2 separate regions of the Homo sapiens genome follow, and region 2 is linked to region 1. Evidence: chromatin loops called from intact Hi-C (ENCODE). Cell type or tissue: ascending aorta. All regions are shown on one strand. Links, peaks and the distances in the headings refer to the core of each region. The heading gives the core; the rest is flanking DNA. Region 1 holds the start of TRL-TAG3-1 (tRNA-Leu (anticodon TAG) 3-1). Region 2 holds the start of LOC124903662 (a long non-coding RNA gene).

The links. Peaks named below come from ENCODE experiments on the same cell type or tissue, not always from the same donor. Only the 100,000 strongest peaks of a DNase experiment are listed, where the experiment ranks them.
Region 2: a loop joins it to region 1, with 9 times the contacts of the local background. A loop is called at or near these places in 4 of 110 quality-filtered maps.

What each region holds. Positions count from the first base shown.
Region 1 is chr16:22,188,893-22,204,182 of GRCh38, reverse strand. TRL-TAG3-1 (tRNA-Leu (anticodon TAG) 3-1) reads left to right here and starts at 8,391; the gene lies at 8,391-8,472. SDR42E2 (short chain dehydrogenase/reductase family 42E, member 2) reads right to left here. Exons shown (of 13, transcript NM_001394319.2): 13 at 12,432-14,044. The coding sequence ends at 13,790. RefSeq lists silencers at 7,926-8,005, 13,577-13,676, 13,817-13,866, 13,957-14,046 and enhancers at 8,756-8,885, 12,477-12,536, 13,037-13,116, 13,372-13,871. In ascending aorta, for the core only: a CTCF peak has its summit at 8,135; DNase peaks (open chromatin) are centred at 4,382, 4,803, 8,352 and 11,322; H3K4me3 peaks cover 1,232 bases; H3K27ac peaks cover 7,295 bases.
Region 2 is chr16:21,493,349-21,508,638 of GRCh38, reverse strand. LOC124903662 (a long non-coding RNA gene) reads right to left here and starts at 6,328. Exons shown (of 2, transcript XR_007065024.1): 1 at 6,122-6,328. MIR3680-1 (microRNA 3680-1) reads left to right here and starts at 2,504; the gene lies at 2,504-2,590. It also overlaps the pseudogene SMG1P3. RefSeq lists enhancers at 5,624-6,140, 6,141-6,656, 6,657-7,173 and silencers at 6,129-6,478, 6,499-6,548, 6,659-6,708, 6,799-7,108. In ascending aorta, for the core only: no CTCF peak of the experiment used is centred there; DNase peaks (open chromatin) are centred at 4,498, 6,298 and 6,938; H3K4me3 peaks cover 1,678 bases; H3K27ac peaks cover 2,199 bases.

The DNA of each region.
Region 1 (15,290 bases), core at 3,531-11,530:
AAATAAATGAAAAAGGCCAGGCTCAGTGGCTCATGCCTGTGATCACAATACTTTGGGAGGCAGGCAGATTGCTGGAGCTCAGGAATTTGAGACCAGCCTGGGCAACATAGCGAAACCTCATCTTTATAAAAAAATACAAAAATTAGCCAGATGTGGTGGCTTGCATCTATGGTCCCAGCTACTCAGGAGGCTGAGGTGGGAAGAACACTTGGACCTGGGAGGCAGAGTTTGCAGTGAGCCAAGATCCCGCCACTACACTCTAGCCTGAGGGACAGAGTAAGACCTTCTCTCAAAATACAATAACAAAAACAAACCACAAACAAAAAAGAAAGTGAAAAGACAATCAGAGAATGGGGAAAAAATATTTGCAAATCATATCTGATAAGGGATTTGCAGCTAGAATATATAAAGAATTGTTACAACTCAATAATAAAAGATAAATACTCCAATTTAAACATGGGCCAAAGATTGGAATAGACATTTCTCCAAAGAAGATATACAAATGGCCAATAAGGACATGAAAAGGTGCTCAACGTCATTAGCCACTAAGAAAATGCAAGGCCAGGCATGGTGGCTCATGCCTGTAATCCTAGCACTTTGGGAGGCCAAGGTGGGATGATGGTGTGAGCCCAAGAGCTCCAGATCAGCAAAGGCAACATAACAAGACCCTCATCTCTACAAAAAAACAAAATAGAAAAATTAGCCAGGCTCGGTGATGTGTGCCTGTAGTCCCAGCTACTCGACAGGCTGAGGTGGGAGGATAGCTTGAGCCCAGGAGTTGGAGGCTGCCGTGAGCTATGATTGCACCACTGCACTCCAGCGTGGGTGACCAAAAAAAGCAAGTCAAAACACACCCACTACCCACTAGCATGACTATAATCAAAATCTCAGATAATAGCAAGTGTTGGCAAGGATGTGGAGAAACTAGAACCCTCATACACTGCTGGTAGGAATGGAAAGCAGTTTGGCAATTCTTAAAAAAAATTAAACATGAAGTTACCGTATAACCCAGCAATTCAAATCCTAGCAGAAATGAAAACATATGTCCACACAAAAACTTATACAAAATGTTCATGGGAATATTATTCATAATAGGCAAAAGGTGAAAACAATCCAAATGACTGATGAATGCATAATTAAAATGCAGTAGGCCAGGCGGTGGCTTATGCCTGTAATCCCAGCACTTTGAGAGGCCGAGGCGGGCGGATCACTTGAGGCCAGGCTGGTCTTGAACTCCTGGCAACAACGTGGTGAAACTCCGTCTCTATTAAAAATACAAAAATTAGCCAGGTGTGATGGCATGTGCCTGAAATCCCAGCTACTCGGGAGGCTGAGGCAGGAGAATCACTTGAACCTGGGAGGCAGAGGTTGCAGTGAGCCGAGGTCACACCACTGCACTCCAGCCTGGGCGACAGAGCGAGACTCCATCTCAAAAAAGAAAAGAAGGCAGTAGATTCATACAATGAAATACTATTTGGCAACAAAAAGGAATGAAGTGCTGATACATGCTACAACACGGACGAACCTTAAAAAATATGCTATGTGAAAAGAGCCAGACACAAAAGACAACATACTATGTGATTTCATTTATATCAGTGAATAGGACAATCGATCCATAAAGAGAGAAGTAGATTAGTGGTTGCCAGGGGCTGGGAAGGGAGCTTGGGGAGAGGGGGAGTGACTATTAATAGTTGTAGGGTTTCTTCTTTGGGGTGATGAAAATGTCCTAAAATTGATTGTGCTGATGGTTGCACAATTCTGTGAATACACTAAAAACCACTGAATTATACTTTTTTAATGGGTGTATGGGCCAGGCGCGGTAGCTCACACCTGTAATCCCAGCACTTTGGGACGCCGAGGTAGGTGGATCACTTGAGCCCAGGAGTTGTAGACTAGTCTGGGCAACATGGCAAAACCCCGTCTCTGCTAAAAATACAAAAATTAGCCAGGTGTGGTGGTGGATGCCTGTAGTCCCAGCTACTTGGGAGGCTGAGGCAAGAGACTCGCTTGAACTTGGGAGGTGGAGGTTGCAGTGAGCTGAGATCATACCACTGCACTCCAGCCTGGGTGACAGAGCAAGACTCTGTCTCAAAAAAAAAAAAAAAAAAGTGTGTGAATTATATCAGCAATTATAACAGCAATAAAGCTGTCACAAAACAAAACAAAAAAGACTCATGGTGTTTCCATCTCACCATGGTGATAGAGCCCCAGGTCTTACAGTCACAGTCACGTGGCTGTTCCCAACTGCAACAAGACAGGTGTAATCCTCCCATCTGCTCAGGGTGGGGCTGAAGAGCTGCACTGGCCGCAGGCACCACAGGAAGGGTCTGGTTTCCAAACTGTTAACTGCCCAAATTCCCTGTGCACAGTGGGCTTGGGTTGTGTGTTTCACCTCTTTGGCTCAGAGGTCCTGGGCCTACTAGGTATGAGAAATGCCCAACACAGAGCCATCTGGATGGCCCACCTGTAGCTACTGAAAGACTTAAGGAAGTGATGAGACACCACTCGTCTTGTATTTATTTAATTTAGTTAATTTATTTGTGTATTTGTTTTGAGACAGAGTCTTGCTCTGTCACCCAGGCTGGAGTGCAGTGGCACAATCTTGGTTCACTGCAGCCTCCACCTCTCAGGTTCAAGCAATTCTCCTGCCTCAGCCTTCCAAGTAGCTGGGTTACAGGCACCTGCCACCAAGCGCAGCTAATTTTTGGTATTTTTAGTATAGACGGGGTTTTACCATGTTGGCCAGGCTGGTCTTGAACTCCTGCTTCAGGTGATCTACCTGCCTTGGCCTCCCAAAGTGCCGGGGATTATAGGCATGAGCCACCACACTCGACCCCCACTCTTCTTTTAGATCGCATGTTCCTCTCCTACCCTGTGTAAAGCCAGCCCCAGGATGAGAGTGGGACACATCAGGGCTTCGAGTTTTCATTCACCTATATATTTGCACAGGAAAAGATCTGGAAAGTACTTTCTTTCTTCTTTTTTTTTCTTTAAGATGGAGTTTCACTCTTGTTGCCCAGGCTGGAATGCAGTGGCGCAGTTTCAGCCTACTGCAACATCTGCCTCCAGGGTTCAAGCAATTCTCCCGCCTCAACCTCCCAAGTATCTGAGATTACAGGCGTCCGCCACTACACCCAGCTAATTTTTGTATTGTAGTAGAGATGGGGTTTCACCATGTTGGTCAGGCTGGTCTCAAACTCCTGACCTCAAGTGATCTGCCTGCCTCAGCCTCCCAAAGTGCTGGGATTACAGGTGTGAGCCACCATGCCCGGCTTTTTCTCTTTTTCTTTTCTTTTTCTTTTTTTTTTTTTTTTTTGAGACAATCTGGCTCTGTCACCCAGGCTGGAGGTCAGTGGCATGATCTTGGCTCACTGTAACCTCCGCCTCCTGGATTCAAGCGATTCTCCTGCCTCAGCCTCCCAAGAAGCTGGAACTACAGGAGGGCGCCACCATGCCCAGCTAATTTTTGTATTTTTAATAGAGATGGGGTTTTGCCATGTTGGCCAGTCTGGTCTCAAACTCCTGACCTCAGTGACCTCAGGTGATCCGCCTGCCTCAGCTTCCCAAAGTGCTGGGATCACAGGCGTGAGCCACTGTGCCCAGCCCAAACTGGTACTCTTCATAATGGTTACTTCTGAGCTGTGGGATTCGGTTGTGAAGGAGGGCTGTGGTGAGGGAGAGAATTTCCCTGTTAACTTGATGCCTGTGATTTGACTTTTTTCTTTTTTTTATCTTATTCTTTTGATTTGACATTAAAAAAAAATGTACAACGAGCATGCATTACATTACAATTTTTTTTCTTTTTTTTTTGAGACAGAGTCTCACTCTGTCGCCCAGGCTGGAGTGCAGTGGCGCAGTCTCAGCTCGCTGCAACCTCTGCCTCCCAGGCTCAAGCAATTCTCCTGCCTTAGCCTTCCGAGTAGCTGGGGCTACAGGTGCCTGCCACCATACCTGGCTAATTTTTGTATTTTTAGTAGAGACAGGGTTTCACCTTGTTGGTCAGCCTGGTCTCGAACTCCTGACCTCAGGTGATCCACCAGCCTCGGCCTCCCAAATTGCTGGGACTATAGGCGTGAGCCACCGTGCCCGGCCTATATTACAAATTTTAAAAAGACAAAACCCAGGTCCCTTACCAAAGTATTGACAGAGTTTAACTGGGTGGAGACATGAAAAGATATTTTTTTATTTGTGCTTTTCCTTTCTTCGCTTGAGTTTCAACAAGGAAAATGGGTTACTTTTGCAAAAGTTATTTTTAAATGTCACATAGAAAAATAAAAAATAAAAAACCAAACATAGCCCGGCTGCTCTGGCGCCTGTGGCCTCCCCACCCTTGCCTGGCTGTGGCTGGGCTTTGCATGGGCTTTGCATATGAGCTGCCCTGGCAGCGTCACCCTTGAAGGCATGAATCACCAGAGACGCCTCGTCAGCAGGACTGTGGGAGGCCAGCAGGGCGACGGGGCCTGGAGAAATGCAGGGTGGAGCAGAGGAACTGGCGGCCTTGCGTCCAACACTGGATTTTATTTTATTTTTTAAATGGAGTCTTGCTTTGTGCCCAGGCTGGAGTGCAGTGGCACGATCTCTGCTCACCGCAACCTCCGCCTCCTGGGTTCAAGTGATTCTCCTGCCTCAGGCTCTTGAGTAGCTGGGATTACAGGAGTGTGCCACCACGCCCGGCTAATTTTTGTATTTTTAGTGGAGACGGAGTTTCACCATGTTGACAGGCTGGTCTCAAACTCCTGACCTCAGGTGATCTGCCCGCCTCGGCCTCCCAAAGTGCTGGGATCACAGGCATGAGCCACCGCGTCTGGCTCCACCACTGGATTTTTATTCTGTTACAGAAGCAACTCCAGCACAAGGGTTCTAAGCAACTCCAGAAACAGCTCTCATCCCCCTCCCCGAGCCCGCAAGGCCTGCTTTTTGCCTGATGAGGCCTAGTAGGTGCAGGACAGGTATTGACTTGCATTAAATGATCAGAGACAGAGTTAGGGGACATGATGCTGTTGGCAGATGGACTAACTGCCAGAAGATGCTTTGAGCAATTGTAGGGGAATTTACCTAAAGAGGACGCTGCTTCCTTCTTGTGGCCACAGAGGGCAAGTCACAAGTCACAAAATAACTTTTGCAAAAGTAATGGGTGTTCCTCGCTGAAACTCAAGTCCAGACAAAAGTTCTCTGAGCCCTTATATTGGGCAGCTCCAGCTGAAAGCATCTGTCTCTGACTCTTAAGTTCATGTGGCAAGATGGAGTGGACTTAACCAAGAATGCAAAACTATTTTTTTTCAAGGAATATTCCTGCTGCCAACAGTGTTCTAGGTCCTGAGGATACAGCAGTGGATGAACAAGACACCATCACCTGCCTTCCTGGAGTTGACCTCCTAGCAGGGCCCAGTATCATCCTGGGAGAGACCCCCTACTTGAAACAGGGTGTTTGGAGAGATGTGTGTGGAATACCACCAAGTGGCCAGTGCCTGTATAAGAACCCTTGTGGTGGCTGGGCCACGGTGGCTCACTCCTGTAATCCCAGCACTTTGGGAGGCTGAGGCCGGTGGGTCACCTGAGGTCAAGGAGTTTGAGACCAGCCTGGCCAACATGGCAAAACCCCGTCTCTACTGAAAATACAAAAAAACAAAAACAATTAGCTGGGCTTGGTGACGGGTGCCTGTCATCCCAGCTACTCGGGAGGCTGAGGCATGAGAATTGCTTGAACCTGGGAGGCGGAGGTTGCAGTAAGCCAAGATCATGCCATTGCACTCCAGCCTGGGCGACAAGAACGAAACTCTGTCTTAAAACAAAACAAAACAAAACAGAAGAAAACAAAAACCAAAAAGAACCCTTGTGGTGGGAACCCTTGAGATACCAGGAGAGAACAAAGTCATCACCGTCACCCTTCTCATATGTGCCAGAGATTCATCTAAATGCTTGGCACATGTTTAGACACAAGATCTCTCTCTGTCACCCAGGCTAGAGTGCAGTGGTATGATCATAGCTCACTGTAGCCTCAAACTCCTGGCCTCAAGCAATCCTCCCACCTCAACCTCCCAAAGGGATGGGATTACTGGCGTGAGCCACCATACCTGGCCAAATTACCACATTTAATCTGTATTGACTTTATCCTCTGATATAACCGGAGCAGTGCCTGACACATTGTAGGTGCTCATGAAACATTTGCAGAATGAATGAGTTTAATCCTCACAGCAAATCCTGTGGGGTAGATACTATCATTATCACTCCATTACAGGGATGAGCAACTGAGGCCCAGAGAGAAGTGACTTTTCCAAGATCACACAGCTCATGGGAGTTTAGACTGTGTCATTCCCAAGCCCATGGGTTTACCCACTTGATTAGTTTCTTATTGCTGCTGTAACAAATTAACACAAATTTAGTGGCTTAAAGCAACACAGATTTATAGTGGTACTGTTCTGGAAGTCGGAAACGCTAACATCAAGGTGTCAGACACCTTGTGTTCCCTTTTTGGTGCCTCTAGGGGTGAATCAATTTCCTTACCTTTTCCAGCCTCTAGAGACTGCCGACATTCTGTAGCTTGTGGCTACATCACTGGGACCTCTGTTTTCACCCTCATACCTCCTTGAATTCCTGCCTCTTTCTTTTTCTTTTCTGAGATGGAATCTCGCTCTGTCGCTCAGGCTGGAGTGCGGTTGCGCGATCTCAGCTCACTGCAACCTCCGCCTCCTGGGTTCAGGTGCTTCTCCTGCCTCAGCCTCCCGAATAGCTGGGATTACAGGCACATGCCACCATGCCTGGCTAATTTTTTGTATTTTTAGTAGAGATGACATTTCACCACGTTGGCCAGGCTGGCCTCGAACTCCTGACCTCCAGCAATTTGCCCACCTCAACCTCCCAAAGTGCTGGGATTACAGGCATGAGCCATCGCGCCTGGCTACCTGTTTCTTTCTTATAAGGACTTTTGTGATTATATTGGGACCACCTGGATAATCCAGGCTCCTCTCCCCATCAGAAGATCCTTAATTTAATCACAACTGCAAAAGTCCCTTTTGCCACGGAAGGTAACATATTTACACGTTCAAGTGTGGGCATCTTTAGGGGTCATTATACAGACTGCCACTCCCACTTACCCAACTGTCTCTACAACCTTGGATTTTTGTTTGCCATTTTCCTTAAACGTGCAAGGAAATAGACAACCCTATGTGATTGTGAAATTAGGAAAATGCATACTGAAAAGATGGGAAACTCCTGAAAGAGAAGGAAGGGGGAATAGAACTTGGGGACATCAAAGGAGACTTGAATTTTATCTAGAGTGTTAATTTTAATTTTAATTTAAACAATTTCAGGCCAGGCGCGGTGGCTCACGTCTGTAATCCCAGCCCTTTGGGAGGCCGAGGCGGGCGGATCACCTGAGGTCAGGAGTTCGAGACCAGCCTGACCAATATGATGAAACCCCGTCTCTACTAAAAATGCAAAAATTAGCCGGGCGTTGGTGGCATGCGACTGTAATCCCAGCTACTTGGGAGGCTGAGACAGGAGAATCGCTTGAACCTGGAAGATGGAGGTTGCAGTGAGCCGAGATCGCGCCATTGCACTCCAGCCTGGGCAACAGGAGCGAAACTCAGTCTCAGGAAAAAAAAAAAAAAAAAAATTGAAGCGAATATGCAAAATGTTAGTAATAATTCGAGATGATAGGAAATGGAATTTTGCTAGGTTATACTCTATATTTATTGCTTTTTTTTTTTTTTTCTAAAAGCACTAAAATCCTCTGCACGTACGAACAAACGTCTTGGGAGGCTGTGGAATGCCGGCTGGCTGGGGCACCCGAGGCTAGTTACTTAGCATCTCTATTTTCCTCCTCTGTAAAATGGGTCGCACAGCTTATGAAAGCTTAATAGTTTTTGATATGTTAGGAGCCCACACATGCAAAGAATCTGCAACAACGTTCAATGGTTTTCCTCCCTGAACTCTTGATTCTTACATCGCGAGGGCAAGGGCTAGGACATGAGGCCACTCAGGGCTACAGAGGGGCCTTGAACTGGACAGAGCGTCTGCACCTTGGGGACCCAACATACAAACTGGGGCTCCACGCAAGATCCCGGCCCACCCGGGAGGAAGCGGCAGCACGGGAGCGCCCCTACGTGGCTGTAGGCAGGATCACGCCCAAGGAAAACTCAAAATCAAATCCAAACACACTTGTGAGGATTTAATATTAAAAATATTAATTTTTGATATGTAGGCACTCTTCATTTTAATAGTGCGTTCCTAGTGTGTTTACTGCTGCTGATCGCGAGAGCACTGTGACTCCAAGTCTCCGTGAGCAACGCAGGAGACAGCGGTTCTATATTGAGCATGCGCAAACTTTGAGGGCGGGGCGCCTCCGTCATCACACTAATATGCCGGCATAGGAAGCCCTACGATCGGGAGGTAGCGTGGCCGAGTGGTCTAAGGCGCTGGATTTAGGCTCCAGTCATTTCGATGGCGTGGGTTCGAATCCCACCGCTGCCACACCTCAGAAGGTCTCACTTTTCTATCCATAAACCATCTCTTTATGTAGTCCTTTGCCAACTTCTCTTCCTTTTTTCTCCTTTCTGATGTATTTCTTTTTTAAAGCTTTAGATTGCTTATAATGGATTTTTTTTAATGGAAGGGGGAAGGGAAGAGAAAAGGCAGAAACTGCAGTGCAGGCTCTTTCACTGTCTAGCCCAATACACAAACCTCTCTTTCACCTACCCATCCAGCTCCCTCAAAACAAAACAAAAAAACAAAACACATCTCCCCATTTCCAGGGGAAAGCATCTGAGCTAGCTTGAAAAGTTCCCAACAGCCTGTCTGGGTCTTCCTGGGGTTAGTTGGGGGTGGTTGTAATCATGACCTGAGTTAGGGACGGGGGTCCCTTTCTGGCCTGCTCCGTGTACTTTAGAGGGCTCCAGGGACCCCATAAACCTCTGTTGTCAGGTGACCCTGGAGTAGTAGGGGTCTGGCCCTATGTGGGGGTGCCAACCTTGAGGTCTCTGCTTCATTGATTCACCTCTTACTTGGTTTTCAGGCTTGATTTAGGGGCCTTCATTTATAAACAGTTGTTGAGCTGTTTATGAAGGGCCTACTATGTGCCAGAAACCGTGCTCGTCCTGAGGCTGTGGTGGTGTACAAGGCAGGCATGTTTTTGAACCCATCGACTTTGCAGACATTGTCATTTTAATTAATTACACCTGTGAGGAGTGTTAGGCAGTACAGCATGCTAACCTGGCCCCTGAGAAGCAAGGAAGTGACATTTAGCTGGGGCCTGAAATTGAGATTAGCCAAGTGAAGGCGTGGGAGGGGATTTCCAAGAGGGAACTCCTAAAGAGCCTGGTAAGGCTGAGACGCTGTGAAGGTAATTCAGGGCAGCTGCACAGAGAGTGGAGGTGGAGTATTGGCAATAGGTGAGGCGAAGAGACAGGCAAAGAGGGCCATGAATGCCGAGTTAAGGCTTTGAACTTGGTCCCTTCCCAAGGGCAATGGGAAACCATGGAAGGCTTTTGAGCTAGAGAGTGGCATGTTCCAATTTGGAATTTAGAAAGTTCACTGGTTGGGCACGGTGGCTCACACCTGTAATTCCAGCACTTTGGGAGGCTGAGGCGGGTGGGTCACCTGAGGTTAGGAGTTTGAGACCAGCCTGGCCAACACGGTGAAACCCCGTCTCTACCAAAAATACAAAATTTAGCTGGGCATGGTGGTACGCACCTGTAATCCCAGCTATTTGGGAGGCTGAGACAGGAGAATTGCTTGAACCTGGGAGGCGGAGGTTGCAGTGAGCCGAGATCGCACCACTGCACTCCAGTCTGGGCGATTGAGTGAAACTCCGTGTCAAAAAAAAGAGAAAGAAACAAAGAAACAAAGAAAGAAAAGAAAGTTCCCGCTGGCAGCAGGGACAGGAGGTCCCATTCAATGCCTATTGCAATTGTCTAGGAGAAAGGACAGTGGTTTGTACCACAATAGTGGCCGGGTGCGGGACAGAAGGAGTGAGTCAGGGAGACATTTTAGAGATAGATTTGACAGAATCCACAGATGAGCATGTCGAGAAGAAGAGGATCACGTCAAAAGTGACGCCCAGGATTTGGGCTTGGGTCATTGGATGGCTGGTGGTGCCTCTCCTCTCCTGGGAGGGAACACAAGATAGATGGAAAGCAGGTTTGTGGGAGATGATGACTTCAGTTTGATTTTCATTGAGCTGGAGATTCTTGTGGGATATGGGGTTGAGTAGGAGGTTGGACATAGATTTCTGGAGGTCAAGAGAGCACTCCAAGGAAATGATACAGATTTGGGAGGTATTAGAGACTGAGGCCATGGGAAGGGATGAACTCATCCAGAAAGATCCCACAGAGGGAGAAGAGGGGCCAAGACAGAGACCCGAGAGACATCATCTTAAAGGGAGGGCAGTGGAAGAAAAGCCAGTGAAAGAGATGCGAAAGAGACGGGAAAGGACTGGCCAGCAATATACGTGGAAAACAGGTGTGGTTTCATAGAGACCAAGAAATGCGGATCAAGAAGGAGGGGGCAGTCAACTATGCTGAACACAGCTAAGATAATTGGCAAAATAAAGACGGAAAAATATCTATTAAGATTTATGGACAAGATCATTGATGATCTGAAAGCCATTTTGGAATGGGTTGAGGAGAAGAAATGGAAACATAAGTATGGTCAATTCATCACAAAATTTGATTTTGAAAAGGAGGAGCAAAAGGAACAGTTGTGGGAGGGAAAATGGGGGAATCAAAGGAGGATTTTTTTAAATTTTAAAGATGGGGTCTCACCCTGTTGCCCAGGCTGGAGTGTAGTGGTGCAATCATAGCTTACTGCAGACTCAAACTCCTGGACTCAAGTGATTCTCTTGCCTCAGCCTCCTGGGTGCCACCACACCTGGCTAATTAAAAAAAATTTTTTTTTATGTAGAAGCAGGGTTCTCACCAAATCGCCCAGGGTGGTTTTGAACTCCCGACCTCAAGCAATCCTCCAGCCTTAGCCTCCCAAAATGTTGGGATTACAGGTGTGAGCCACTGTGCCCTGCTGGGAAGATATTTTCAAGATGAGAGAGACTTGAGGATGTTTTAGATGCCTGGCATTGGGTTTACAACTGGGAATAGCTTCAGCACCCATAATGGAAAGCCTATGAGTTTGTCTTGATAATCCCTTCAGATCGACTATGTCACCTTGGGCTGCCCACTGTGACAATTCTGTTTTCTGCATTTGCGATGCTTCTCTTTAGCGTCTCCAAGTAAGCTAGAACCTCCTACTTGCCCTTTCAGAACCTCATGGAGGCTAGTGGTCTGGGCAGTCTCAAAAATTCTTACAGTGATTCAGTTTTCCTGTTGGGTGGGGATGCCACCTCCTTTTCCATTGGATAAAGATGCTTGAAAGGAAAAAAGCTTTTTTGACATAGCGATCCATGTTGTCCCCATGCCCAGGGTTTACACATTCTGCTTCCAGAGTGTTAGGAAATAGATGAGTTGGAGAAATCCAGAAAACAAATAAATTGATTCTTGGCTTTTGGATTTTCAAAAGTAGGTTTGGCACTAGTCAAAAGATCTAGAAAATAACGTGAGCAGTGTGAGATTGTTTTTCCTGCTCGAAGAACAGATTTCCCAGGATTAGCAGGGAGAAGAAAGAGAGGAAGGAAGTGAGTTTGGATGTAAACATGTTATCGAGAGGAAAGGAAGCCCCAGGACCGCCAGCTTCAAATGGTCCGAGGTTTGCGGCTCTGAGAGAACGAGACCAGAGTTCAACCGCAAGCCTTGGCATGGCCAGAGTGTAGAAGAGTAGAAGTTACCACGTGTTGTGTTTAGGCCAGTGGCGGCTTAGGCGGTGCTCCTCCAAATTCCCCCAGCTGTAGAGCAGAAACCCCCACCCTCCTCTGCTCTTTGGAATGAGACAAAGCCCCAGTTTTCGTCATCTATAAAAGGAGAGTAATAAACCCTATTTAAGAGTAGCTGTAAGAATTAAATAAGATCACATAGATGAAAGCTCTTTTACACTGTCAAGCATTAAACAGACATAGGATTATTATTCTTTCAAAAATTATATACACACATAAAATTCAGCCTAGCAGAGAGGAGCATACATTTTTTTTTAGCTCCTTCCCAAACTGCTCACCTTGTTCAGCAGAGTGGGACACACACTGCGGTGGCCATGTTGGTTCTGATGAGCCCTTTCGATCCCATCCACCTCAGGCTTGTGGTGCTTTTCTTCTCTGCCAGTCCCACGTGTGCATATTATGATCTATACATGGTTGTATTTACACACTGATGTCTTGGTACTTACAACTGATAACTGATACCAAGATGATAGGAGGCGAAGTTTCTGTGGAGAGCAGGGCTAGATAAAGAAGTTTCGTGACCTTAAACTTTAAAGATTATGGTGATTACCACTACCTCTAATTAATAAATAGAAACAGTACTAAATCATAAAATATAACCAACTAAACTCTATTTTTCCCATTATAGCTTTATTGGTACTTCATCGAGACATCCAATTATTTTAAGAGTTTTTTTTTTTAAATTTTTCATGCTCTTTCTGGTACTAAAACCTGTGCTTACTATGCTGTCATCCTCAGACAGGAACCCAAAAAGGCCAAGTCGGGCTCGGCAGAAGCTTGAGTCTCGGTTTTTCCCCAAACCCTGGCTGTCAACACACAGATCTGTGTGAATGAGAAGCCCAGAACATTGGGTCGGGGTGGATCGAATGCAATGTTACCAGACAGAGCAGCAGCCGACGGCGCAAACTCATACCAACGTCACCCGAGCCTGCGTTAGCCCATAGCGACGCGGCAGCCTGGTTCCGGGGAGAACCTACCCGGGAGGCGGAGCTGGAAAGGGGTGAAGCCAGAGAGGGAGGGGGCGGGGCCAGGACTCAATTACACGCGAGAAGGGCGGGACCGGGTCCAGAGGCAGGAGCAAGGACAGACCCAAAAGGAGAAGCCAAAGGGTGGGCTCAAGCGCGCGGGGAGGACCAGAAAGGGGGCGAAACCAGAATGAGGGAGAATCTGGGGGTGGGCCGGGACTGGGCAGGGACTAGGAGAAGGTCCAGAAGGCGGAGGAAGCTGTGAGCCTTGGCCCATATCAGAAACCGGACAGGCCGGAGGGAGGAAAAAAGGGGCAGGGCCAGGGCCTGGAGGGAGGGTCATGGACGTAGGAAAGATTCAGGGGGCGGGACAGAGGCGTGACCAGGACTCAGAAGGCGTGCCCAAACATGGAAGGGCGGGAAGGGGCGTGGCTATGACATGAAGGCGGGGTTAGGCCTGGAGAGCGGCTCAGGACTAGGCTCTGAAGTCAGGGGGCGGGGAAGAGGCGTGCCCAAGCCGTGAAGCAGGGGCGGGGTTATAAAACGGGGGCGGGGCTAGGTCTGGAGGTCTGCTCAGGGGCTAGGCCAGGAAATCAGTGAGCGGGGAAGAAGGCGTGCCCAATTTGAAGGGCGGGTCAAGGGCGTGGTCAAAACATGGAAAGAGACTCGGGGCTACGCGTCTGGGCCGACCAGGGACGTGGCCAGGATTCAGGGGGCGGAGCAGGAGCGTGCCCACTTCGGAGGGCGGGGCGGGACAGGACAGGGGCGGGGCCAAAACACAGGAAGGGCGCAAGGCAAGGTCTGGGAGTAGATAGGGGCGTGGCCAGAAGTCGGCGGTCCGGGCTAGGTCTGGAGAGCGGCTCGGGGGCGTGACCAGGATTCAAGGGGCGGAGCGGAGGCGCGCTCAAACCCAGAAGGCGGGGCAGGGGCTGGTACAAGCCCAGGGAGCCGGGCGTGGGCGAGGGTGCAGCGGGGCCGACCCTAGCGGGCGGCGGACGGCGGACGGTCACAGGCGCTCCACGGCGGCGTGCAGAGGCTGCAGGCCTAGGAAGTGCAGGGCCAGGGCGAGCAAGCCGAGGAACAGCAGCAGCCTGAGCAGCAGGCGCAGGAGGGTCCGCGCCGTGGAGCCGCGGGGCCGCCGGGTCGTGGACTGCACGTATAGCTCCACGGCGTCGGCGAACCTAAACTTATCCGGCGCGTAGCCGAGCTGGGCGCGGGCCTTGGCTATCTGGAAGGTGTGCGTCACGGCCACGCTGCGCACCTGCGGGGACAGGCGGGGCATCCGAGGGCGGGCCTCGTGGGAGGAGGACATCCTCTACTTCGTTGTTTACGGAAAGGGAAAAGAGAGGGCAGGGATTTCCCCTCCATTACATAGTGATTTAAAAGGACCCGAGTGCAGCGTCTTGCTCCTGCGATGCCCTCATTAGAGAGGTCTTCCTTTCTTCCTTACATGTTCATTTTTATTGGAGGGTGCCGCCTTTGCGTCGCCCCCTCCAGCCCCGCTGAATTCGCACCCTATTTAACTCCTTGGTCCCTAAGAAGCAAAGGTCTCACCCCTACACTCATCTTCCCGGCCTAGCACGGTGCTGGGACTCAGGAGGCCCTTGATACATTCTTAGGCATCCGCTAGGAGAAGGTGAACGCCTGCCAGAAACATCTGCAGGAAACGACCTTGGCTTCCTGCCCCCAACCCCAGACCAACTGTGACCAGGAGGGCCCCAGTCGCAGCCTTCATGCCCTCGCTTATTAACTAAGCTTCCCTAAGAGAGGAATTCGATTATGCAGAACTGATTGCTCTCCAGGGTCTAAGCTGTGTTTCCCCTGCTGCCAGATGGCTTGGGGCCCACTGGTTTGAAGGGTAGTAATGATAGCTATCAGCAGTTAAGGAACACACACCCTGCATTTGGCCTGGACTAAATCCTTTCTATGCCCTACCTCATTTAATCCTCTCAGGTGGTACTAGCACTATCTGTTCTGTGCATACTTGGAAAAAGGTCAGAGAGGTTGAGTGACTTGCCTGGGGTCGCACAGGGGAGCCAGGTTCTAGCCTAATTTCTTCTCTGCTGTGCTGGCACCTGGAGATGTTCTCCCACCTGACTCATTTCTTCCTCTCTTTTTCCTCAGCCGGACCCTGGGGAAGAATCCACCAGCTGCTGGATTCTCCCATGGCATTGAAACAGCCCCTGGGGTCAAACCTGTGGTCTTGGATGCTTAATGGGGGGTGAGGAGAGAGGCCAGTATTTGTCCCTTTTTTTCCTAGTCAGTAAGTGCAGGGCTTTGGGGAGCACAGGAGTTGAGTTACGCTAGATAAGCAGGGTCCCTAATACACCTAGATGTCTCTAGATGTCACCTCTGGGAAGCTTTCTCTGACTTCCTCAGAGTTGGCTGAGGCGCCCCTTCTGTGTGCACTGGAGTTTCTCGCGATTTTCCCAAGAATGGCTCTAATTACAGTGTTGAGTTGCCTGGTTAGTGGGCTGTCTTCCCCTTTGAACTAGGAGCTCCCTAAG
Region 2 (15,290 bases), core at 2,713-10,712, 690 kb after region 1:
GTCTGGCCCAAAGCGGGGGCCTTGTGCTCTGCAGAGACTGGACATCAAAATTGAGCCATTATAAGCAGACCATCCTGGCCAGGCACGGTGGCTCACTCCGGTAATCCCAACACTTTGGGAGGCCAAGGTTGGTGGATCGCCTGAGGTCAGGAGTTCGAGACCAGCCCGGCCAACATGGTGAACCCTTGTCTCAACTAAAAATACAAAAATTAGGTGGGCGTGGTGGCAGGTGTCGGTAATCCCAGCTACTGAGGCAGGAGGCTGAGGCAGGAGGCAGGAGAATCACTTGATCCCCGGAGGCAGAGGCTGCAGCTACTCGGGAAGTAGAGGTGAGAGAATGGCTTGAACTCAGGAGGTGGAGGTTGCAGTGAGCCAAGATCGCACCATTGCACTCCAGCCTGGGCGACAAGAGGGAGACTTCGTCTCAAAAAAAAAAGGAAACACTGCCTTTGCTTCCCTGCCCTGGAACTGCTTCATTTTCCTTGGGGTTTCCGGACCATTTTGACCTCTCTCTGTGGCCAGCAATGGTGGGGAGGCGGGTGGATCTGGAGCCGGCATGGGCAGGCTCAGCATTCCAGCCCATTCTGGGGTGAGGTTGGCCTTGGGTGAGGACAGGGGTCACTGGGTCAGACATTCATTTTCTGGAGCCCAGGGCGGTGACGTGTCCATCAGGGAAGCACGCGCCTGTGCTGGGGGGTGCTCCCTGGACCAGCAGCGCCGGCCTCCCTGGGACCTTGTTCTGTGCAGATGTGTTGTCTCCCTCTCCCCCGACCTGCCTGATCAGAAGCTCTGGGTTTCCATCCCACTCCCCCACCACTGCTTTTACAAGTCCCCCCAGGGGATGACACGGGAGATGGTGGAGGCTGTCTATCAGTGGATAAGGTGGGGGCTGTCTATCAGTGGAGAAGGTGGGGGCTGTCTATCAGTGGAGAAGGTGGGGGCTGTCTGTCAGTGGAGATGGTGGGGGCTATCTGTCAGTGGAGATGGTGGGGGCTGTCTGTCGGTGGAGATGGTGGGGGCTGTCTGTCGGTGGAGATGGTGGGGGCTGTCTGTCGGTGGAGATGGTGGGGGCTGTCTGTCGGTGGAGAAGGTGGAAGCTTGTACTCAGAGCAGGGGATATTTAGACTTGAAGGGGCCAGGGAGGAAGGTACTGGTTCTACTAAGCCCCATGTTCACTGGGCAGCCACTAAGTTAGGGACCGTGTGTGTACCGAGTGGATTCCGACAAAGAAGCTGTCTCAGGAGCCCCAGCCAGCTGCAGAGGGGGGCCCAAGCTCCAAGGCTGGGTGTCAGGTTTGCCAGGTGCTGGCTCCGCTAGGGGCCGCAGGCTGCGCTGGGCGGGACTGGGCTGGGCTGGTACCTGTGCCCGGTGTCAGGCCAGCTGTAGTTGCAGCGGTCAGCTGCCGCTCTCTGGCCCTGTGCGAACTGCTGTGCCAGGTGCACCCTGGGGGACCAGGCTGCCTGGGCTTCCTGGAACTGGTGAAGCTGCCGCCACTTCCTCTATGCTCTCTCCAGCAGGCAATTCTGGGTAAACGATCTTCATTTGCCTATAAAGCTGCACAGCTCACAGGCCTTGGACCGTTTCTGCCCCAGCCCCAGCATTGGCCCTTTGGACAGACTCTGAAACCGTGCGCAGAACGCACCCTGTCATTACAAATGACTCCTGGAGGCAGTCCCCGGGGGCCTGGCAGGAGCACCTGTGTTTCTGTGGGGTCTGAAAATGACAGACCAATCGCTTGAACCCGGGAGGCGGAAGTTGCAGTGAGCCGAGATCGAGACATTGCCCTCCAGCCTGGGCAACAAGAGCAAAACTCCATCTCAAAAAAAAAAAAAAAAATCTTCACAAATATAATTTGTAATGGCTGCAGAAAATTTCAGCTCTGAATGTACTGCATCCTAATCAGTTTCCTATTGTTGAGCATTAGTATAGTTTCCAGGTGTTTTGTTTTTGTTTTGCTATTAATAAGTAAAACTGAGATGAATACTTCTGTATCAATCTTGATCCTTATTTTAGATAATTTCCATTTCATTCCTCCCATTTCTTGAGTGCTTCCTATGGTCAGGTGCTGTGCTGTGTGCTGAGTATGGAGGAGGTAGGCTGAGATAGATGTGACCTTTGCTCTTGCAAAGCTGATATACTAAGGGTTGGACAGATGCTAAATGTGCAAAGAAACCCAATACTTGCAGATGGTGCTGGGTACTACCAAGGAAAGAAATAGGGTATATGACAGAGTACCTGGAAAGGGCACTGGCCAGCTTTTATGGGCAGGGAGGTCAAAGCAAACCTGTCTGGAGATGAGACAGGCCAGGAAAATCAGGGCAGGGGCCAGAGTAGGGCAAATGTGGTGCCTAGAGCCTCATTTTTTTTTTTAGACGGATTCTCGCCCTGTTGCCCAGGCTGGAGTGCAATGGCAGGATCTCGGCCCACTGCAACCTCTGCCTCCCAGGTTCAAGCAATTCTCCTGCCCCAGCTTCCTGAGTAGCTGGGATTACAGTACAGCCTCAAATTTAAGGAGGGACTCACTCACAGGATTGTGCAAATGCAAAGTTGGCTTTTGCATGACCCTGGGAGTAGGTGCCTCCTTAAATTTTGCACCCTCAGCAACTCCATCACCTGTCACTTTGCTAGTCCCAACCCTGATGGGAACAAATGCAGGGAAGGCATTCCAGATGGCGGGAACAGCAAGTACAAAAATCCAGAGGCCAGAAAGGCCTGGTGTGTTTCAGGAACAGAAACTCGGCTCCCATGACTGAAATGGAGTAGGGAAATCCTAATGGAGCCAGAGAGGCAGAACCACCAACAGGAAGAAGAAAAAAATGTTGGAAGTTATGAGAGTTGCTCACGTTTGATTCATTTGATTTATTTTATTGAAATGGAGTCTCACTCTGTTGCCCAGGCTGGAGTGTAGTGGCACGATCTAGGCTCACTGCAACCTCCACCTCCTAGGCTTAAGTGATTCTCTCATCTCAGCCTCCCAAAGTGCTGGGATTACAGGCGTGAGCCACCATGCCCCACCTGAAGCAATTTCTTTGTTGTCTTTTTTTTTTTTAACTTCTCTCATAGAAATAATTAACCCTCAAAAACACTCAGTGTTGACAAAGGGTGGTGTGAGGACACAGAAAGTATCACACTATCATTGGCAGAAACTTCCTGGAAAGCAACTTAACAGTCTGTATCCAAAGACTTAAAATCATTAACAGCCTTTTCCCCAATAACTCCACTTCTCGGAATCTATCCTAAGGAAATCTGCCACAGCCAGAGTGATTTTTTCCGTCCCCTTAAGAAATGGTCTCATCCTGTTGCCCAGGCTGGAGTGCAGAGGCACCATTATGGCTCACCACAGCCTGAAACTCGTGGGCTCAAGCGATTCTCCCACCTCAGCCTCCCAAGTAATTGGGATCACAGGCATGCCTCCACATCCATATGCCTAGTTGGATAATATTTTGACCAATAAAGAAAAAGAGGGCCAGGCGCGGTGGCTCACGCCTGTAATCCCATCACTTTGGGAGGCCGAGGCGGGCGGATCACGAGGTCAGGAGATTGAGACCATCCTGGCTAACACGGTGAAACCCCGTCTCCACTAAAAATACAAAAAAACAAAATTAGCCGGGCTTGGTGGCGGGCGCCTGTAATCCCAGCTACTCGGGAGGCTGAGGCGGGAGAATGGCTTAAACCCGGGAGGCAGAGCTTGCAGTGAGCCGAGATTGCGCCACTGCACTCTAGCCTGGGCGACAGAGCGAGACTCCTTCTCAAAAAATAATAATAATAAAATAAAAAAATAAAAAAGAAAAAGAAAGGTAGTACCAGAGATTGTGTCCAGTTGCTCAAGCAATTTCTAACTTGTCTAATTTTAAAAATTTTTAAATTTTTATACAAAATTAGCCGGGCATGGTGGCATGTGTCTGTAATCTTAGCTACTTGGGAGGCTGAGGCAGGAGACTCACTTGAACCTGGAAGGCAGAGGTTGCAGTGAGCTGAAATCACACCATTGCACTCCAGCCTGGGCCACAAGAGTGAAACTCCGTCTGAAAAAAAAAATTTAATATTTTTTTTGTAGAGATGGGGGTCTCACTATGTTGCTCAGGCTGGCCTATAACTCCCAGGCTCAAGGATCTTCCAGTCTCAGCCTCCCATCACTGGAATTACAGGCATGAATCACTTCATCTAAATGATTTTTTTTTTTTTTTTTGAGACAGTCTTGCTCTGTCACCCAGGCCGGAGTTCAGTGGCACGATCTCGGCTCACTACAACCTCTGGCTCCTGGGTTCAAGCAATCCTCATGCCTCAGCTTCCCCAAATAGCTGGGACTACAGGCGTGCGCCACCATGCCTGGTTAATTTTTGTATTTTTTTGTAGAGACGGGGTTTCACCATATTTGTCAGGCTGGTCTCTTGACCTCAAGTGATCCACCCACCTCGGCCTCCCAAAGTGCTGGGATTACAGGAGTCAGCCATCCATGGTGCCCCGCGTTTTCTCTTTCTTCTTCTCCCTCCCTCCCTACCCTCCGCAGCCCAGCCTGGAGTGCAGTGGCAGGATCATAGGTCACTGCAGCCTCCACCCGCTGGACTCAAGTCATCCTCCTGCCTCACCCTCCTGAGTTCCTGGGACCACAGGCACGCGCTACCACGCCGGGTAATTTTTGTAATTTTTGTAGTCCCCATCATTTAGAACTGGCAAGATCCTCCCTTAGTGAGGGATTGGTGGCCATAAGCAAGGAGCCCAAGGTGGAGGGGATATGCATGTGTGTGGAGGTGTCAACTCCTCGTAATCTTCAAGTACTTTTGGTAACAATTTTTAATTGCACAAGCGATATATAAAGACGTTTTCTTTGCAACATAAAATGATAGGTTAAGACTCCTTATGCAGATAAGGTTTAGGCACTTGTTTAAGGAGCATCCTGGCCCACCTTTTAAAAAATGTGTATGCATTCACGTTATGCATCAGATGCTTTAGGGAATTTTTTTCCCTGGGGCATGGGGCATGTCATGGGGTAGACAGTCAGGTACGTCTCCTCTACCCAGCTGATTCTCTTTTTTTTTGGAGATGGAGTCTTGCTCTGTCGCCCAGGCTGGAGTGCAGTGGAGCGATCTCTGCTCACTGGGAGCTCCGCCTCCCGGGTTTACGCTATTCTCCTGCCTCAGCCTCCGGAGTAGCTGGGACTACAGGCGCCCGCCACCACGCCCGGCTAATTTTTTGTATTTTTAGTAGAGACGGGGTTTCACTGTGTTAGCCAGGATGGTCTCGATCTCCTGACCTCGAGATCTGCCCGCCTCGGCCTCCCAAAGTGCTGGGATTACAGGTGTGATCCACCGCGCCCGGCCTTCTCTCTTTCTTTTCTCCTTTTCTTTCCTTTCCTCCCTCCTTTCCTTCCTTCCTCCCTCCCTCCTTCCCTCCCTCCCTCGTTTCCTTCCTTCCTTCCTTTTTCTTCCCTCCCTGCTTTCTCTCTCTCTCTCTCTTATATTTTTTTGAGACAGAGTTTCACTCTTGTTCTCCAGGCTGGACTGCAATGGTCTGATCTTGGCTCACTGCAACCTCGGCCTATTGGGTTCAAGCGATTCCCCTGCCTCAGCCTCCCAAGTAGCTGGGATTACAGGCGCCCTCCACCATGCCCGGCTAATTTTTGTATTTTTAGTAGAGGCGGGGTTTCTCCATGTTGGCCAGGCTGGTCTGGAACTCCTCACCTCAGATGATCCGCCCACCTCGGCCTCCCAAAGTGCTGGGATTACAGGCGTGACCCACCGCGCCTAGCCCCCAGCTTCTTTCACCAGCAGAAGGCGGGCAAGCCTCAGGGTGAGAGGACTTCAAAGCACATTTCACATTGCAGAGGACAGGGTTTGGTGGTCGTGGGTACTCCCTTCCCTTCCATCGTTTAGTTTTTTTCATTGGGAAGAAATGGTAAAAGGTGCTAGGACTCGATGGGCACATTTCAGGTGGAGGTTGGGAAGGTGGATATCCACCTGTCGATCTGACTATTTTCACTTTCCACCCCGCCCCGTAGAAAGTGGGAAAACTGGCACACGTGAATCCAAGGGCGCGCCTGTGTGCGCGCGCACCCCAGGGCAACAGCCCGCCCCCCCCCCCCCCCCCCACCGCAGGTCCTTGATTGGACGCCTGTTTACACCTGACTGCCTGGCCCTCCGGTGCTTTCCGGGAAGCATTTGGGAGAAAAGTGTGTGGCCGCAGTAGTGGAGATCCCGTCTTAGGATTCGTCACCGCTACGCCCAGACCTCTTCGCCGTCCAAGAGCCTGGGGCCGTGGGGGGCGGGGCGGCCTGCTATCGGCCCCGCCCCGCCGACAGGACCCGCCTCTCTCCGCAGGCACGGCGGGGCCGACCCCGCCTCTCGCTCCCAGCATGCCGTGCGACAGCGGCGGCGCGGCGAGCGGAGCCGGGAGGCGGGGAAGCAGTGGCCGTGTGAGCGTGAGGAGCTGCCGCCACCGCCTGTTCCTCGTCGTCCTCCTCCTCGGGGGCCCCGGCGACGTGGGCCGCGCAGGGCCCTGGAAGAGACGTCGCCTCCCCTTCATCCGCCTCTCTCTCACCGCGCCGCTCCCGCCTCCTCGTCCTGTGCTGCGGGCTCAGGCGGAACCCGAAACGGTCGTCCTCTTCCCCCGCCCGCCGCCGCCTCCTCCTCCTCCTCCTTCTCGGCTTCCTTCTCAGCCCCGGGCCGGAGCGGGGTGTTGGCGGCGGCCGGTTCGGGTGGCGACTCGCGCTTCTCTGGGCGGCGGCGCTTGGCCATATCGTGTCGGGGAAGGTAATGAGCCGCAGAGCCCCGGGGTCTCGGCTGAGCGGCGGCGGCGGCGGCGGCGGCGGCGGCGGCACCAACGGCACCAACTATTCGCGGAGCTGGAATGACTGGCAACCCAGGTGGGTGACCGGCCCGGGACCCCGCCCCGACCTCCCGGGCTCCGCCTCGGGCGGGCGGAGGCCTAGGGCCGCGGGGCTGGGAGGCGCGGCCTAGGCCCTCCACCCCCGGGAGCCGGGCGCGGCTTCCTGGGTCTCCTCCGCCCCGGCTGGGGGAGGAAGGCCGCGGGGAGGCGAGGCCTAAGTGCCTCTCCCCTCCCTGCTTGTTCAGCCCGGGGCTGAAGCCGAGACCCGGGGCTCCCGGCGGTGGCACTGGCCTAGGGTCGGGACCAGGAGGTGAGAAAGAGGCGGGGGTGGGGGGGCGGGGGGCATTCCACTTACCGCTTCCCCCTGACCCCGAGTTGGGAGATTCTGAGAGTACAGGACCCTCCCTGTTACTCATTCACTTTCTCGGTTCCCCAGTCTTTCAGCCGCCACGTGAGAGCTCTTCTAACCTCTGTTCCTTTCTGTGACCCCCACGTGGTAATATTGAAAAAACCAAAACAAAACTCCAGCTAAGGCATTGCTCTGACTTTAGGCAGAACATTCATTAGTGGAGCGTGAGATGAGATTGTGTGACTGTTGATGGGATCGACCTACTCTGGTCTTGGGCGATGGAAGTTTTCCCTAAGTGCAAGGCCGGTTACTCTGGTGAATCGTAATTCATACCTGGACACTTGAGTGAACTCTGGGCACCCACTTAGAAGTCTAGAGAATTTCCTCTTTTATGGAGGATTTGATGTCAGACCGTTTTGGGGCTTAGTTAGATTTGAATATATTAGGAACATTAACTTTTTAAATAAATGTAATTTCCTGTCTTTTTGATCAATGGGGGGAGGGCAGCTGTGCCTAATTTAGGATTGATTTATTCTAACCTCTCTTACTAAATAAATGCTTGTATTCAGAGTCTGTTTGGAATTTAACCCAATGCTTAGAACTCCTTAAATATACAGAAATATATTTTAGGGGTAATTGATTCATGGAACTCTCCTACTTTGGAGCACAATTGTATTATAATTGTCCGGAAACTGGCCAGATAATGTAGAACGCACAAGTTGTTGAGAAGCCCTTTTGTTTCCTGATAGTTACATGTAATTCCAGCAGTATTTGGAAATAATTTGCTAAGATGTTAGAATGTAACATTTGAAGACTCGTTAGAAAAATCAATAAAATTATCTTTGGCTAATGGGTAGTACACATCTTAGTCTGTTTAATATGCCTTTCCAAAAAAAACTGTGTCTGTTGAGAATTGGTGTATATAACTAGATGACTTTAATAATTAGTGCCTGAGTCTAGAATTGAGATGTTTAGTCGTAAAAAAAAATATTGTTCGATAAACAGCGTTGACTTGTCTTGTACCACTTAAGAGTTTGTGAGTGCTTTAAATAAAATTAGTTGATTAAGTATTTTTTTTCCTATGATTGACATGCTTAGTTTTGCCTTTTTATTGAAATGTGTGAAATTTGATTTTCTGGCATCTAACAAATTAGGTGGTAAATGAATGACAATGGATTTTCTATTATTTTTCAGTATTGTGATCAGTATAAGTATATAAGAGAATTTAGTAACCTTTTAGAAGAATAAAGTGCCCTTCCCAAATAGTCCTACAGCTTTTGGAAAAGTGTAAATTGTAGTTTGTAGTTCTAAATAAATAGAGAAGAGTCGCAGCCACGTGCTAGGGCCAGCTGACTTCATTGCTGACAGGTATGAAGCCAAATGGCTTATGTAGTTATGGAATATGTACATGAGCTATTAATAAATATTATCCATGTTGTTTCTTTCAAGTGCTTTATTTCTTGGCTCTGGGGAGGGGCGATGGGGGAAGGGAGGAGCTTACAAGAAAGCTTGCAAGGTTTCTTTGAAGCTGTGCTTTTTGTAGGAAAGTTTCAGGATGTAACGCCTTGGTAGACGATACTGTGATACATTTGGTTACAGGCAATAACAGTTTGTTAGGATGTTGGAAAAATTTGATTTTCTCCTGTTGTAGAGGGAACAGGGAAGTGTGGACATACCCCATAGCATAACTTGATTTGTTGCTAAGATTGTCATAGCTGATTTGTTAGTCAATAAAAATACCTGGGGTGTTTGCCAAGTCATAAATTTTTATTAGTTAAATTTGAGGTGATTCTGTCCCCTATTCAGAAAGATGACAGACTCCAGGTAACTGACGGAACAGATCTTGATCTTGCTTCTTGCTTAAATGAAGGTTTAGAACATCTTCAGATGCAGGCACATTTATTATTGTTCATCTGAATAATTTTGGTGAAAATTTTTTTGCCTCTTATGTACCATTTTGTCCCTGGTGTTTTGGTTCTGTTTTCCTTGATGTAGGCTTTTTTTTTTTTTTTTTTTTTGTCTTCCTGAGATGGAGTCTTGCTCTGTCTCCCAGGCTGGAGTGCAGTGGTGTAATCTCGACTCACTGCAGCCCCTGCCTCCCGGTTACAGGGAAAAATTCTCCTGCCTCAGCCTCCTGAGTAGCTGGGATTACAGGCGTCCAGCTAATTTTTGTATTTTTAGTAGAGACGAGATTCCACCATGTTGGCCGGCCTGTTCTCGGACTCCTGACTCAGGTGATCCGCCTGCTTTGGCCTCCCAAAGTGCTGGGATTACAGGTGTAAGTCATCGCACTCAGCCGATTTAGGCTTTTGAAAAAGCAATACTTGTTGATTTCTTTTAGTGTTAGTTTGCCAGTTGGTGTGGAAAATGACTGTTGAGACAATTTTGACCACACATGATACTTCACACATACTGACAGGAAGTGTTCCAGGTGGCTGAATATGTGAATGTCATATGGCAAGAGAGCAAACCCGTGTTCCATAGAAGCATACCTCCAACAGTAAGCATTTATATGGCACTGGCTTATAGTCTTCCTTTTCATTCACTGTGCTCTCAGTCAACTCTTCTGTCAATTTTTTTGAGACGGTCTTGCTGTGTCACCCAGGCTGGAGTGCAGCGGCACAGATACTTGGCTTACTGCAGTCTCGACCTCCCAGGCTCAAGCCTCCTGCCTCAGCATCCACAAGTAGCTGGGGCTACAGGCGCTTGCCAACAGCCCGGCTCATTTTTGTATTTTTTGTAGAGATGGGGTTTTCACCACGTTGCCCAGGCTGGTCTTGAACCCCTGAACGCAAGCAATCTGCCCACCTTCAGCCTCCCAAAGTGTTGAGATTACAGGTGTGAGCCACTGCACCCGACATTTAAGAATGGTTAAGCAGGCCGGGGGCAGTGGCTCACGCCTGTAATCCCAGCACTTTGGGAGGCTGAGGTGGGTGGATCACCTGAGGTCAGGAGTTCGAGACCAGCCTGGCCAACCGACATGGTGAAACCCCCGTCTCTACTAAAAAAAAATAAATAAATAAATTAGCGGGATGTGGTGGTGCATGCCTGTAATCCCAGTTACTCGGGAGGCTGAGGCAGGAGAATCACTTGAACCTGAGAGGCAGAGGTTGTAGTGAGCGACATCACACCACTGCACTCCAGCCTGGGCAGCAGAGCAAGACTCCTTCTCAAAAAAAATAAAAAGTTAAAAAAAGAATGGTTAAACAAATGAGTGTTTTAGGTCAGTTGTATTATTTGAAATCTGTGGGTTCCTCAAGCGTAAAGTTGAGAAGGTTTTGGGAACCACTGGATGCCTCTGGTTTTTTTCATATGAAGAAACAGGGGTGGTGGCTTCTTAGAACAAAGGGATATCTGACCTATGGAGGTGGCCCTCTTTACTCCTCTTCCCTAAAAAAATGACCTATCATTGCCAATAGCTAAAGTCTGTCATTTTTTCCACCTTAGTTTGGAAGATAATCTTCTAGTATCAATCAAGACAGAGATCAGAATGATGTGTTTTAAAATTAAATGTGTAATTCATAATTGTACATTTTAATATTCTAAAGTGACATTGATTAATTTGACATTGGAGTCAAATAGATTGATTAATTCAACAAAGAAGAGAAGGCATTCAAGTCAACAGAAAACAAGTAGATTTTACTTCTCCACTCGGGGTATTAGGACATTAATTGTGTAATTGGTCTTACTTGTTTAGTAGTAGATCTATATTGAGTGTCTTACTGTGCCCAAACTTAGGATCTTTCTATATTTCTAAAAGGATGAAACTGTATAATAAAAACACCTTCCAATTTTGGTAGATTGTAGACAGATCAGAGTATTCAAAAGTACACACATCTTCTCTATTGTGAAAGACCAAAAAATGGAAATGTGTTGTGAAATTAGAAAAGCTGTATACTAGTATGTCTGATGTTGTGAGAAGCTGGATTTTTGAAACCAGAGTTGTCTATTCAGCCTTTTATCAGTCTGTACTAAGTTTGATGTCCATAGGTACATAATATAGGGAGATACATAAAGGATAAAATTAAGTGAAGTTACATATTTTATACCTATTAGGTAGGTGCAAAAGTAATTGCGGTTTTGGCAAAAACCGCAGTTACTTCCACACCAGTCTAATATTAAATGGAACTAGAGTCAAATAGAATTTAGCGATTGCCAGTTCTGTTCCACAGATTTCAAAGTACACTAAGGAAAATTTCAGCAAATTGTGTATGGCTGTTTTACTTGGGGGAGAGTAAAACAGCCATAATAAACTAAAAAATAAAAATTAAAACTAAAGGAACATTTGTTTTTATGTTTTTCTTTTCTTTTCTTTCCTCTTTTTTGAGATATGCTCTTGCTCTGTTGCCCAGGCTGGAGTGCAGTGGTGCAATCACTGCTCACTGCAGCCTTGACTTCCTGGGCTCTGGGAATCCTCCCGCCTTAGCCTCCTGAGTAGCTGGGACCACAGGTGCATACCACCACACCTGGCTAATTTATTTTTCCTCTCTCTCTCTCTTTTTTTTTTGAGACAGAGCTTTACTTTGTCGCCCAGGCTGGAGTATAGTGGCACAATCTCAGCTCACTTGCAACCTCCGCCTCCTGGTTCAAGTGATTCTCCTGTCTCAGCCTCCCAAGTAGCTGGGAATACAGGTGCATGCCACTATGCCCGGCTAATTTTTGTGTTTTTAGTGGAGATGGGATTTCACCATGTTGGCCAGGCTGGTCTTGAACTGCTGACCTCAGGTGATCCACCCGCTTCGGCCTCCCAAAGTGCTGGGATTACAGGCGTGAGCCACCACGCCTGGCTTCCTCTCTCTTTTTCTGAAACAGAGTCTCGCTCCATTGCCCAGGTTGGAGTGCAGTGGAACCATCTCAGCTCACTGCAGCCTCCACCTCCCAGGCTCAATAAGTCCTCCTACCTCACCCTCCCAATAGCTGGGACCACAGGTGCATGTTACCACCCCCAGCTACTTTATTTTTTTTTTGTTTTCTGTAGAGACGGGGTTTTGCCATGCTGCCTGGGCTGGTCTTGAATACCTAGGCTCAAGTGATCCTTCCTCCTTGGCCTCCCAAAGTGCCAGGATTACAGGTGTGACCCACCATGCTTGGCACGCTAATTTTTTATTTTTACTTTTTTGTAGAGATGGGGCCTCCCCATGTTGCCCATGCTGGTGTCAAACTCCTACTCCATTATGAAATAAGTCATTCCTTATGAAACACTTAGTAATTGTATCTTTAAGTTGAACCTTCCCCTCACCCCAACTTTTTTTTTTTTTTTTTTTTTTTTTTTTTTTTTGAGACAGAGTTTTGCTCTTGTTGTCCAGGCTGGAGCGCAATGGTGCAATCTCGGCTCACTGCATCCTCCGCCTCCCAGGTACAAGCTGTTTTCCTGTCTCAGCCTCCCAAGTAGATCAGATTACAGGCATGTGCCACCACACCCGGCTAATTTTTTTATATTTAGTAGAGATGGGGTTTCACCATGTTAGGCTGGTCGTGAACTCCTGACCTCAGGTGATCCACCTGCCTCGGCCTCCCAAAGTGCTGGGATTACAGGTGTGTGCCACTGCACCCCGCCTTTTTTTTTAAAGACATAGTTTCACTCTGTCTCCCAGGGTGGAGTGCAGTGGCACAATCTTGGCTCAGTACAACCTCCACCTCCTGGGTTCAAGTGATTCATGTGCCTCTGCCTCCCGAGTAGCTGGGACTACAGGCGCATGTCACCAGGCCCGTCTAATTTTTGTATTAGAGACAGGGTTTCGCCATGTTGGCCAGGCTGGTCTCGAACTCCTGACCTCGAGTTCCCACCTTGGCTTCTCAAAGTGCTGGGATTACAGAAGTGAGACACCGTGCCTGGACCCGCCAACCCATTTTGTTTTGATTCCTTTATAAATTAGTATAATGGAAGGTTTTTTTGTTTGTTTTTTATAACAGGTAATGAAATACTCTAATTCAGTAAATATTGATGCTTCTGGGGAGATGTGTGTGTGTGTGTGTGTGTATGTGTGTGTGTGTGTGTGTGTGTATGTATATAATAAATTTTTTTTTTTTTTTTTAGGATGGAGTGTCACTCTGTCGCCCAGGCTAGAGTGCAGTGGTGCAATCTCGGCTCACTGCCAGCTCCACCTCCTGGGTTCACGCCATTCTCCTGCCTCAGCCTCCCGAGTAGCTGGGATTGCAGGTGCCCGCCACCACGCCTGGCTAATTTTTTGTATTTTTAGTAGAGATAGGGTTTCACCGTGTTAGCCAGGATGGTCTCGATCTCCTGACCTCGTGATCCGCCCGCCTCGGCCTCCCAAAGTGCTGGGATTACAGGTGAGAGCCACTGTGCCCGGCGAAGCAGCGTCTCTTTTTAAGGTTGTAAGGTAGCTTGGGTTAGAAATAAAGGCAGAGAGCCACTCCATACCTGTAGTTCTAGCTACTGGGGAGGCTAAGACCAGAGGAATCTCTTGAGCCCAGGAGTTCAAGGCTGCAGTGAGCTGTAATCACACACTGCACTACAACGTGGGCAACATAGAGTGAGACCTAATAAATAAATAAATAAATAAATAAACAAATAAATGCAAGGAGAAAGTCAGGAACTTGGTGCATTTAGGTGTACAATTAGTTGGCATAAACAATTTTTTTTTTTGAGATGGAGTTTCTCTCTTGTTGCCCAGGCTGGAGTGCAGTGGGGCAGTCTCGGCTCACTGAAACCTCTGCCTCCTGGGTTCAAGTGATTCTCCTGCCTCAGCCTCCCGAGTAGCTGGGATTACAGGTGCCCGCCACCACGGCCAGCTAATTTTTGTATTTTTAACAGATGGGGTTTTGCCATATTGGCCAGGCTGACCTTGAACTCCTGACCTCAAGTGATCCGTCCACCTCAGCCTCCCAAAGTGCTGGGATTACAGGCGTGAGCCACTATGCCAGCCAAGAATTTTTAAAAAAGGAGTTTCATTCAGCCCACCTCATTCCTCTGCAGGGCACCTGTGTGCAGGGCAAAACTGCTCAACCCTACTCAGAAGCCCTGTGAAAGCTGCTGAAAGGATGAGCAGATTGAGGCCTGAACTGTATCTTGGATTTAGCAGCCTGGAGGTCATAATGGATTTTGCCAAGAGTGATGGGGCAGAAATTGGACCAGTGTGTGTTAAGGAGCTAGAAGAAGTGAAGAAATGGGAGAGGGGAATCTAGACAACTTTAGTTTGGCTGCAGCAAGTAAAGGCAGATTGTTTGATGGAGGGACATGTGGGATTGATGGAGTTTTTCCTTTTTATATGTTTTTGTATTTTTCAATGGAATACATTAGAAAGTGTTGCATGTTTATGGGGGGGATTTAGTTCAGTGGGAAAAGTATTTGAAAAGTTACAGTAAGGTGGAAGTAGATGGAATCCTCAGTAAGGTCTAGAATCGGGTACAGGTATTTTATGGTATCTTCCTCACCCCACCCCGAGACGGAGTTTCGCTCTTATTATTGCCCAGGCTCTGGAGTGCAGTGGTGCAGTCTTGGCTCACTGCAACCTCCACCTCCTGGGTTCAAGCGATTCTCCTGCCTCAGTCTCCCATGTAGCTGAGATTACAGGTGCGCACCACCACACCCAGCTAATTTTTGTATTTTTAGTAGAGATGAGGTTTCACCATTTTGGCCAGGCTGGTGTCCAACTCCTGACATCAAGTGATCCACCCGCCTTGGCCTCCCAAAGTGCGGGGATTACAGGCGTGAGCCACTGTGCCCAGCTGGTACCTTTTTTCTTGTTGGTGAAGTAGAATGTGTGTATGGGGAGGGGAGGTGATAGGATATTTTGGAATTTGAAGAGAATGGGAATGTCTGGATAGTGCATGTATAGAATGGGAAGTAAACACTGGAGGACCTGGGAGTGTGGTGCTTATTGATGGATCGTTGGGTTTATCCAGGATTGGGGTTTTGCCAGATGGGTGTGATGAGAATCTTAAGAGTTAAGGGTATAGGCAAGAGTGTTGTTGAAATGATACACAATGAAATCTAAGCTGGTTAAAGAAGTGAAGAAGGGGCCGGGCACGTTGGCTCACGCCTGTAATTCCAACACTTTGGGAGGCCGAGGCGGGTGGATCCCTTGAGGTCAGGAGTTCGAGACCAGCCTGGCCAACATGGTGAAACCCCGTCTCTACTAAAAATACAAAA